Regions from separate parts of the Homo sapiens genome. Here region 1 is linked to region 2. A link is an interaction called in ENCODE POLR2A ChIA-PET data of the cell type or tissue named here. Cell type or tissue: OCI-LY7. All regions are shown on one strand. Links, peaks and the distances in the headings refer to the core of each region. The heading gives the core; the rest is flanking DNA.

Region 1 (5,378 bases), core at 231-5,230, 190 kb before region 2:
AACCAAGATTTGAACTCTGCACTCTGGGTGCAGAGTTGATGCTTGAGGCCACCAGACTATCTGGCTGCCCAATGGCTGTAAGGAGTCCAGAAGGAGACACACCAGAGAAGAGCAATCAACACTCCCCATGGAAATGGAAAAGGGAAAACAAAAAACGATCTGATTTAAAGTTTTATTGTGGCTGGGTGCAGTGGCTCAAGCCTGTAATCCCAGCAGTTTGGGAGGCCAAGGCAGGCAGATTGCTTGAGACTAGGTGTTCGAGACCAGCCTGGCCAACATAGTGAAAACCTGTCTCTACTAAAAATACAAAAATTAGCTGGGCATGGTGGCTGCCACCTGTAGTCCCAGCTACTTAGGAGGTTGAGGCATGAGACTCGCCTGAGCATGGGAGGCAGAGGCTGCAGTGAGCTGAGATCGCACCACTGTACTTCAGCCTGGGTGACAGAGTGAGACGGTGTCTCAAAAAAAAAAAAAAAAAAAAGTAAACTAAATAAATAAACAAAGTTTTATTGTTTTCACAAATTCACATTCAGGTCTGGTAGGGAATAAAAAACAATTATCTCTCAACAACCCTTTAATATTAATTTTTCTCTCTAATGCTTAGGGAATTCAAGTGAATTGCTTAACTTTGAAAGCAATCAATATAGAAAATTTTAATTTGGACATATGAAACAAAAGACAGATATGTTAAATAATATCACCCTATTCATATTAATATTTATATTTCATCTTCCAACCTGCTTTTAAATTGAAGACAGAGTGGGCCCAACTCTATCTTCCTTGGATATATTTGACCAGATTTTCATTGTTTTAAATGGACTCAAAGGGGAGACGGGCTTAGTCCTAATTCTCAAACTGCCATCCTCCAGATGAGAACCACAATTAGACGTTAAAGAAGGTACAGAATGATATTCTCAGTATTCATTTGATATCTTATGAAAGAAAATTACTGATAATCAGCAGGTCAGCTCTATATTTAAATATAATTCTTTGGCTAAATAGAGAGACCAAAAAACTTATTATGCTACAGGTTAATGCAACCAACTTGAAAAATAATTTACAATATCTAGTAAATGTTAGGATGTATCAGGCTACTAGCCAGTGCTTCTACTCCTAAATATAGAGACAGGTTCTTCCATAGGTACATAAAGAGACATGTATAATAACATTCATAAAAGCATTATTTCTAACGGTAAGAAAAACTGGAAATAGTCTACATTTCCATAACAGAAGATTGAATAAATAGTGATATATTCATTCAATGGAATACCATACAGCAGTTATAAAGAATGAACCAGAGCCACAGTGATCAACAAGGACACATCTCAAAACAATGCAGACAGAACAAAGTCAGGAGCAGAAGATACTGCAACATGATTTACCGCTTATAGAATGTCTTCAAACATGCAAAAATAAGGTGTTGTTTATGTATATACACATTTGTAGTATAAGTATAAAACCATGCATGGAAATGATGAACAACAAGCTCAAAAATAGTTACCTCTGCGAGATTGTAAGGGAGGAGGGAACTGGGAGAAGTACGAGAGGGCTTAAATTGTATTTGCAATACTAATTTCTTTTAAAAATATTAAATATCATGAAATGATAAGAATGGACAAAGCTGGGTAGGTGGGTTTTATTATTTTATTATCTTATATTATTCTGAATGCCAGTTCCATGATATCAGGAACTTGTTTTGTTGACTGCTGTATTCTTGGAACCTAGAACAATGCCTGACACATAGTAGAGCCTTGAAAATTGTTAAATGAATGAACGAATGATTCTCTCTAGAATTCTGTATATTTGAAATAATTCTTTTAAAATCAAAATAAAATACAGAAATAAAAATATGAAAAATATTGTGCTTTCTCAGCAAAAAGAAAAAATGGACAAAATAGAAAAAAATTAAAAGAGAAAAATATTATGCCTTCTCATAGCACACATATTTATAGCACATATATTTGTGAAATCTGTGTAAAAGGAAAGAAGACTTTTGGGGACCGAGAACAGTGGCTCACACCTGTAACCTCAATGCTTTGGGAGGCTGAGGCAGGAGGATCACTTGAGGCCAGGAGTTTGAGACCAGCCTGGGCAACATAGCGAGACCCCCGTCCCTACAAAAAAAATATAAAAAAATAAATTAGCTGGGCATAGTGGCACACACCAGTAGTTCCAGCTCTTTGGGAGGCTGAGATAGGAGGATCGCTTGAGCCCAGGAGGTTAAGGCTACAGTGAGCTATGATTGCACCACTGTACTCCACCCTGGGCAACAGAGTAAGACCTTGTCTCTTAAACAAGGAGGCTTTTGGAGAAATCAAGGCTTAGAGTTTCTAAAATAAAAATACACGTTTAAAGATTGGAGGGAGGGAGGTCTAGGATGGTTTACATTTGATAAATCTGTAGATTAGGATGGTTCATCTTAAATCTATAGAATGGAGCTTTCTAGCTTTATGTTAAGGTAAACAAAGAATGGGTGAAAATCCATAGCTCAATCTGCATGAGCTGCACTGTTTTCCAACCAGGCCAAGTATACTTGCTATTAATGCCTAAAGAAACTTTAAAAACCAAAATAGCCCATCACTTGTGTCCTCTGGTCCAAACGTCTTCAAGATTCGTGAGCAGGCAAGGTCTTCCCCAGTACCCTCCCACTCGCCCCCACAGCACAGCACAGCAAACCACACCATTGTATATCACTGTTGCATGGACTCCAACATTTCGAGGCAGTCCCATATTTCAGAACAGGCACAAAAAAATACATATGGAGACAAGTCATTTTTCTTGCCATTTTCGTTTAACTCATCAGGAAATGGCAAACCACAACAGCATGCACCTGGATCATGCATTCAGTAAGACCAAGACAAACAAATTGAAAAGTACCTCGGAAGTCACCTTGCAAGACAGTAACTTAGAAGTGTACTGGCAGAGAGGGAAAAGACCAGGGTTAGTACATGGCAGTGACACACTTACAGAACACCCCCTAGCCGGGAACAGGCACCACACCAGAAGAGGATGGGAGGGGAAGTAATACCAGGAGGCCATTCTACACCCATGCCAAAACTTTCTCCATCTGATATTAGTTTATTTATAAGTCTATTCTTTGCAGCAACTAGATACCCTATTGTTCACTAATAAAAATATCAGATAAGCCGTACTTTGTTAATTCAAAACGTTGCTTTCAGTTTCTGTACTTTGAATTAACAAGATTCCTTCCCCTCTGTACACAATCAGCTGCCCACCAGCAAGGTCGTTGGGGGCCATTTTGGATTTGCTAGAGTCTGTAGCCAAATAGCCTTTTCTCTTCCCGTAGGCTTCTCTGAACCCCAAAGCCGTCTTGTAACCTGTTGTTCCATTAAAAGAAGATCCTAATCACAGCAGTTGGTTTGTGGAGGCAGATTCTCTGAAACCGGCCTAAGGGTAGTCTTGCCTAGGGAGACCACACAGCCTCCCTCGTCAGAACCCTGGGGGCCTGGGTAAGTTCCTGAGAGTGGGATCATCCTTTGATAGCAATTTCTGGTGATTATATAGGATTATTAGTATGAGCACTTAGGAACTGAAATGATCCTTTAGTTCCTATAGGGGACTAAAAGTCTTACTCAAAGTACAGAAAAAAATGGCCTGACTATGGAAAATGAGATGGCAGGACCAATTTGGGACATCCCTCTCCAGAATTATGGTAATGAGCGTACATTTACACTGCTTGGGGCATTTAAAGCATTTATTGGTTTGGGGCATTGATAGCCATAGACTAGTTAGGTGGGATCACACATCTGTGATTGCTGACTGCTTCTTATATGTAGCACTTAGGAATTATAGTTCTGTCATGATTGGGCTAATGGCTGGGAGCTGACAAGTCAGGAGCTCTTCTCTCTCCTTTGCATCTTCACTAGGGTACGAGTGAGAACGTAAGAGAGAGTTAGGGAAGCACAAGGCATCACTGAGCTTCCTGTAGCGTCTGGGGAAACAGGAGGCAGATAGGCTTCCTTCACACACTGAGCGAGAGTATGGCCACAACTCTCAATGCATGTCCTGGTCTGGAAGGGTAATGTGTGCCAGGAACTCTCAGCTTTGACGTAGCCCAGGAAAACCGACGAGGTCTTCTCTTGTTCTAAGATGAGACAGAGTGGTTGGATGACCTCTCAGTAATGAAGTCATGGGATGAGAAAGAGAGAGAGAGCACACTGGAAAACCCCACTGAGGGCAGATCCTGCGCTAAAAGTAAAGATGGGGCTGAACATCCAGGAGGCTGTGATTTGGACTCTGGTCAGCATCCCTTCAACTGAGAAAGGCAAAGCAAACCCTCGAGATGTTCATGAGCATCATTGACTCAATGACCCATCATCTTCACTTTCTGAGGCTCAGGTCAGGTTAGGGAAACAATTGGCTGGAAAAATACTGTTTGCCTAAATACAGTCATGTCACTCAGGATGGACTAATGAATCAGAGTTTCCTAGAGGGGTTCTTCATGCCTGAAGGAAAAACATCCAAATAGCCCATCATTTGTGCCCACTGATCCAAATGTCTTCCAGGTCCATGAGTGGGCAACCCCACCTTGGAGGCAGTCGCTTTGCAAGGCATCAAGAAGCCCTTTAGGAAACTAGGATTCACTAGTCCATTATGAATTGCATGACTGAGCAGAAATGGTATGAGACCCAGATAAGTGGACATTTCCACATAAGAGAACATTTCCAGATAAGAGAAACCCACAATATGAATAGGATTGCTGCATCTGGGTGTGTGTTGTGTGCACTGCACAAAAGCATCAGACTAAAGGGATGAATGGTACTAAAGCCCAGTCCCCTACTCTACCCCCCAAATGTGTGGCTGGTGCAGGGCTGCATCTTCATATCTTCATAGAGGAACAAGGGTGGTTTTTTTTCCTAATTCACACAAAGGCCTTGCATAGGTTGGTAAACAGCCTTGGGTAAGTGGGTAGGGGTGGGGATGGTAATCCTCCTGCCCTCAGAATTAGCCAAGAGGTCCATTAATAAGTGAGGCTGGAGATACTCATTGGTGACTCCAATATACAGGACAAAGAAATCAGCCCAGGTGGGTGAAGACTGTGGCAACTAAAGGGAGTACTTTGCTCAAGTTCTGAGCTAGTAACAAATATGGCTGGTTGGGGACAACCTTTGGATAACACCACTCCCTGACTCCCATAAGCCAGGGGCCTCTCTGCATATGACTTTTTATAAAGTGGAAAACTGGAGAGAGCAGGGCCCTGAGCTGAGTCCCTGTGGACAGGACCCCAGAGGCCACCACACCCCTGATGGGGGCTCGGGGGACACTGAACTTGTTTTGATGGCAAAGATCAGTTTTTCTCACTCAGCAAAACTTCAGCCGTAGCTACATTCTATCTTTCTCCTTCTGTCTTTCACTCT
Region 2 (5,378 bases), core at 145-5,144:
AAAAACAAAACCTAATCCTTTACCATAGATAGAGAGGGACATTGTTCTCAGGGAGTTCAAGTTCCCAGGGCTGGATAGACTGCATCCCTGAGAACAGAGGGACCCTAAAGGCAAGGTCTAGGAAACATCTGTGTGGGCACTTCCTGTGTTGCACTCTCCAGTCCATTTCTAGAAGATGAGTGGGTTTTGTGCTCCCTTGCCTGGGCAGAGGCTACTTTTGGTCAATGGGCCTTCAGGTCTTTTGCAAAAGCCAAAAGTTCACTAAAGAGATGAAGCTAGGCATCCTGGTGGGGTTCGGGGAGGGGTGCACTTTCTCCCAGAAGCAGTAGAGGGGAGGGGCTGTAGGCTGCACTTGGGGTGGGGTGGGGTGAGGATGTGGGAGTGCTACACTGTGGTGTAAGCAGGGAAGCTGGATGCTGATTCCAGGCTCCCAGCCTCTGCCAAGGCTCCTGTCTCCAAGCTTGGCTCAGAAGCCACACAGACTTCAGCCCTGAAGGGGCTCTGAAAACCAGGACAATGCACACCCAAGGATAAATCCAGTGAGAACCAGTGATGATGGGCCTTCCCCAAGATGAGCATGTCACCTTTGCATGACCTTGGGTGGGAGAGAGCCCCGTGAACGACTGAGTTTGAACTGCCTGCCAGACCAGCAGCCTTGGGGTACAGAGTCTGATATCACTTGATTTAAAGAAAACAAAGTGGCACTTCTTGCATAAGTGTGTGGACCAAGACTGATACTGCTACCCTTTGTGGGTGATATTCAGGAGACAGAGTGAATGAGAAAGATGCTGGAAGGTTAGGACAGAGCGGGAGACTGTTTCAGGCGAGAGGAGACTCACAGTGGCTGAGTGAGGAAGCACAAGGTGTGGGGAGAGCCACAGGCTGTCTGTCCTATTTGGCCCAGACCAGCAGCTGTGGAGCTGCTGAGCTTTTGCAAACCCTGTTCCTTCTTTCTGGAATACTCTTGGCATGGCTGCCTTCCTCATCTTTCAGATGTCAGCTGAAATGTCCTGTCTTCAGAGGGTCCTTTCTGGGAGTCGTGTGTGTGTGTGTGTGTGTGTGTGCACGCACATTTGTAGAGGTGCAGGAAAAGACTGTCAGATCAGAGGGTCTTGCATTTTACATTCCTGCAGCTGTTCTGTTCAGTTGCTTTCTAGTCAGTTTTTTTCTTAGTCTCTAAATTACCACAGTCTCTCTGTCTGTGTCACACTCCACAGTTTTATAGCCCGGAGAGGAACTGGGTCTGGGGTCACTCCCTGGAATCTGAGGATCATGTTCTGTCACTGGAAGAAATCCTGAGATTCTTCTAATGAAGACAGAGGGCTGACATAGCCAGCCTTTCCAGGGGTCTTAGTGGCAGACTTACTGGGAGTTTTGAAGTGAAATGTAGCTGCCCTGAAAATCGCGCTGAAAATCGCGGCTGGACTCCTTAGGGCTTCCCCCCACAATTCCTGTGCATTGATTTCACATGGAGTCCCCAGAAATTTGGGGGACTGGGAGCTGGGTACAAGTGGTAGATGCTGAAGGCTAACACAAAATCAGGGCCTCTTTCAGAAACCCAGGTTTCCCACCTCCCTTTGTAGGGTGCAATGAAACCCAACAGAGTGGCCAGAGACAGGGACTTTTGTCTTGGGAGAGTACTGTTTCCTGTTGATGATATAGCTAGACGTCTTCGGAGAAAACCTTTCACTGAGAGATCTAGTCGCTTCTGCTCTCAGTTTGGGCTATAAACAGGAAATAGAGAGAGCTGCTTAGAAATGAGATATCATTATAATCAAAATAGCTCTTGTTGATTTTTGCTTTCTCCTGGAATTCCAGTTTCCATTTAGTGGAAGAAGGAGGTTTCCCAGCAGATCCAGGCCTTCCACAGCCTATGGGGTACGCGAGGGCCTCAAGTTGCAAAGCAGGCAGGCCAGACCCCCAGGGCCATGGTGGCCTCTGAGCAAATGCAGGAGTCCCTCTCCCTGGGAGAAGTGCCAGAGAGGACTGTTCTGGGAGAGATTTCCAGAATTCCAGTATCCTTTCTTCTTCAGACCACACAGCCTCAGTCCTAAATCCTTTACCATTCATTCATTCATTCATTTATTCATTCCCTCATCAAACAAACATTGTTTGGGTCACTTTTGTGTGCCAAGCACTGTGGTAGACACCAGAACTATTGCAGAGAAAAAGACCAAGTCCTTGCTTTCAAGAAGCTTATGATCTGGTGTGAGAGATAGATACTCAGATACTCACACACCATCCTGCCTGTTGGAGAATAACTTCAAGTGGTCTTCATGGTACCCCAAACCCACAAATTTAAACACAACAAAGTCAACTTTCCCTGGTTGACTCATCCACCACTTTCTGTTCCTCCCAGAGCTTCCTTAAGCAGGCCATTGTGGTGGTTTTGAGACATGTCTAAAAATTCTTTGACACTTCTCCCTTCAAGACATGGAGTCTCAGCCAAGTGCGGTGGCTCACGCCTGTAACCCCAACACTTTGGGAGGCCAAGGCGGGCAGATCACCTGAATTCAGGAGTTTGAGACCAGCGTGGCCAATATGGTGAAATCCCATCTCCACTAAAAATACAAAAATTAGCTGGGTGTGGTGGCGCCTGCCTGTAGTCACAGCTACTCGGGAGTCTGAGGCACAAGAATCACTTGAACCCAGCAAGTGGAGGTTGCAGTGAGCCAAGATCGTGCCACTGCACTCTAGCCTGGGCAACAGAATGAAACTCTGTCTCAAAAAAAAAAAAAAAAGACACGGAGTCTCACTGCGCTACCCTTGCATATGGGCTGGCCTTAGTGCCTTGCTTCTAATACATAGAAGGTGGCAGAAGCGATGCTGTGAGACTTGGAGGCTGGGCAAGAAAAGGTAATACATCTTCTGCCTGGTTCTCTGTCTTGAGATACAGCTGCTGAGCTGTGAAGAGCCCCTTGCCACATGGAGATGCCCTGGGGAGATGTTCTCGCTGACAGCCCCAGCTGAGGTCCCAACAGCCAGCCAGCATCTACCACCGGACACGAGGGGGAGGAAGCCTTCAGGATGACTCTTGACTCTTGCCCCAGCTACATCTAACCACCAGCTTGTGACAGATCCCAAGAACTACATAGCTGAACTGCAAGAGATAATAATAACAACAACAGCATAGAACATAAATCATTTTCGTTTTAGCTTCTAGGTTTGGATGATTTGTTATGTGGCAAAAGACAACCAGAACAATCCTAGAAACACCGTGATGGAACTCCGTTCCTTAACAACTTTGCTACTCAAGGAGTGGCCGGCAGACCCGCGGCACCAGACCACCTGGGAGCTTGCTACAAACACAGACCATTGAGTACCGCCTGAGACCTACTGAACCAGAACCTGCATTTTCACAAGACTGCCAAACATTTCACATGCATGTTAAGCTTTAAGAAGCACTGCTTAGCAAGACTGTTTTGAAAGTACATTATTTTAAGGTCATGCTTTAAAATATTCAAACACCAAAAAATAACGTAACAGACACCAACGTACCAACCATCCAGATTTAAAAGATAAAAAATAGCAAGCATATATTCTGTGCTGAATACTATTGTAAGATCTTTACAAATATTGACTCCTTTAACCTTCATGACAGCCTTGTGAGAGAGGCACTACTTTGTCATTCATTGTTATGTGATAGAGGAAGAAACAGGACAGAAAGATTAAGTCATTCACTCAAGGTCACACAAGCTCATAAGCAGCAGTACTGGTATTAGAACATTAGCAGTACTAAATGCAGGGTACCTGGCTCCAGGGTTGAGCTATTCTGCTAAACATTTAACACTTTGCCACCTCTTCCTTGATATCTTAAGTCTATCAAGGCTCTTCTGAAATTAGTCTCCATCTCTCCCTTTTCTTTTGCACAGCCACCATCCTAGTTTAGTCTAGGACTTGTGCAACACTGCCCTGGCTGCCTTGAACCTCTGGTATGGCACCATTCAATCCATTTTCTACGATGCCCCAGATTGATCTTTCTGCCGACACTGATCTTTTCATCCTCCCTGCCCAGATAGTTTTAGTGCCTCTGCTCTGCCTGGCACCTAAACAGGTCAACTTGGACTCCAAGTCCCTTGAAACCCCATCCCAAATCTAGTCTCCAACAAAAAACAAAACAGATCACAACATCATCACCGGGTCCCCATCACCACACACAGGAGCTTCATGGTTTGCTTACACATTTCCTCCTGGCTGGGTTGCCTTTTCCCTTGCCTGGTCCTACAAACTCCATCTCAAATCCCACCTCCTTGGCAAATCCTTCGTTGACTACTTTTAGTTTAAAGTATGAACTCCCACTTCTGAACTCAGTAACACTTAGAAACATCTTAATATCTCTTTTTAGCTCTTTTTTTTCCCCCTGAGTATCTTCAATGGCCAGGTACTGCACGAGGCATTTATTTTTTTATTGTGGTAAAACATACATAATACCATTTACCACTTTAAGTTTACAGTTCGATAGCATTAAGTACATTCACACTGTTGTGCAACCATCACCGCCAGCCATTTCCAGAACTTTTTCATCATCCCAAACTGAAATTCTGTACCCATTAAACAATAACTCTCCTTTCTTCTCTCCCCCAGGTCCTCTGGTAACCTTTCTGTCACTACGAATTTGACTAGTCTAGATATCTCATGTAAGTGGAATAATACAATATTTGTCCTTTTCTCTCTGGCTTGTTTAACTTAGCACTATGTTTCATGGTCCATCCATGTTGTGACATATATCAAAATTTCATTCCTTTTATGGCTGAATAATATTCCATTGTAGGGATATATCACATTTTGTTTATCCATTCATCTGTGGATGGACACTTGGGGTTTTTTCCGTCTTTTGGCTATTGGAAATAATGCTGCTGTGAGCATTGGTATACAAATATCTGTTCGAGTCCTTGCTCTCAATTCTTTTGTGCATGAGGCATTTTAAACTTTATTCTCCATACAAATCTATCGTAGGGATTATTAGTCCCACTTCATAGGAAAAAGAGGTTCAGAGAAGTTAAGTGACTTTTCCAGGGCCATGTGTCTAGGGCTTATAAATACTGTTTTCCTGAGGATTCTGCTTTTACTAATAAACATTTTATTTTCTAGAAGAGATGAGTATCTAACTTAATAAGGATTCCATAATTCAAGGTTCTATGTGTTATCTCTGTCAATGTTGATGGTAATGACAATGGCAAGAAACAGATGAAAGATGACACATCCTTGTGTCCAGCAAAGGTGAGGAGGGAGACATTTTCTTCCCTTCCAGCATGAATCTAGATTCTAAGTGTCTGGATGAGCTAATTAGGTCCTGAACATATCCTTGACTTGAAAATCTGTAACTGTAACACCCAAGGGAAGCTCCATGGCCTGAGAGTTATTTGCCATTTTTTGAT

The links. ChIA-PET counts read pairs that join two places held together with the same protein. Peaks named below come from ENCODE experiments on the same cell type or tissue, not always from the same donor. Only the 100,000 strongest peaks of a DNase experiment are listed, where the experiment ranks them.
Region 1: POLR2A ChIA-PET joins it to region 2 with 10 read pairs; 2 of 35 experiments call an interaction of 5 or more read pairs at or near these places.

The regions. Positions count from the first base shown.
Region 1 is chr9:110,159,632-110,165,009 of GRCh38, reverse strand. It overlaps PALM2AKAP2 (PALM2 and AKAP2 fusion), which reads right to left. Exons shown (of 11, transcript NM_007203.5): 10 at 2,878-2,916. Among named protein-coding and RNA genes, the nearest start is that of C9orf152, 46 kb to the left of the region's middle. RefSeq lists an enhancer at 2,769-2,908. In OCI-LY7, for the core only: no CTCF peak of the experiment used is centred there; a DNase peak (open chromatin) is centred at 2,839; H3K27ac peaks cover 816 bases.
Region 2 is chr9:109,964,775-109,970,152 of GRCh38, reverse strand. All of the region lies in intron 6 of PALM2AKAP2 (PALM2 and AKAP2 fusion), which reads right to left. Among named protein-coding and RNA genes, the nearest start is that of PALM2AKAP2, 190 kb to the right of the region's middle. RefSeq lists enhancers at 1,936-2,005, 2,396-2,515, 2,526-2,575, 3,256-3,355. In OCI-LY7, for the core only: CTCF peaks have their summits at 641, 843 and 3,004 (motif pointing right); DNase peaks (open chromatin) are centred at 852, 2,952, 3,302 and 3,681; H3K4me3 peaks cover 3,244 bases; H3K27ac peaks cover 4,305 bases.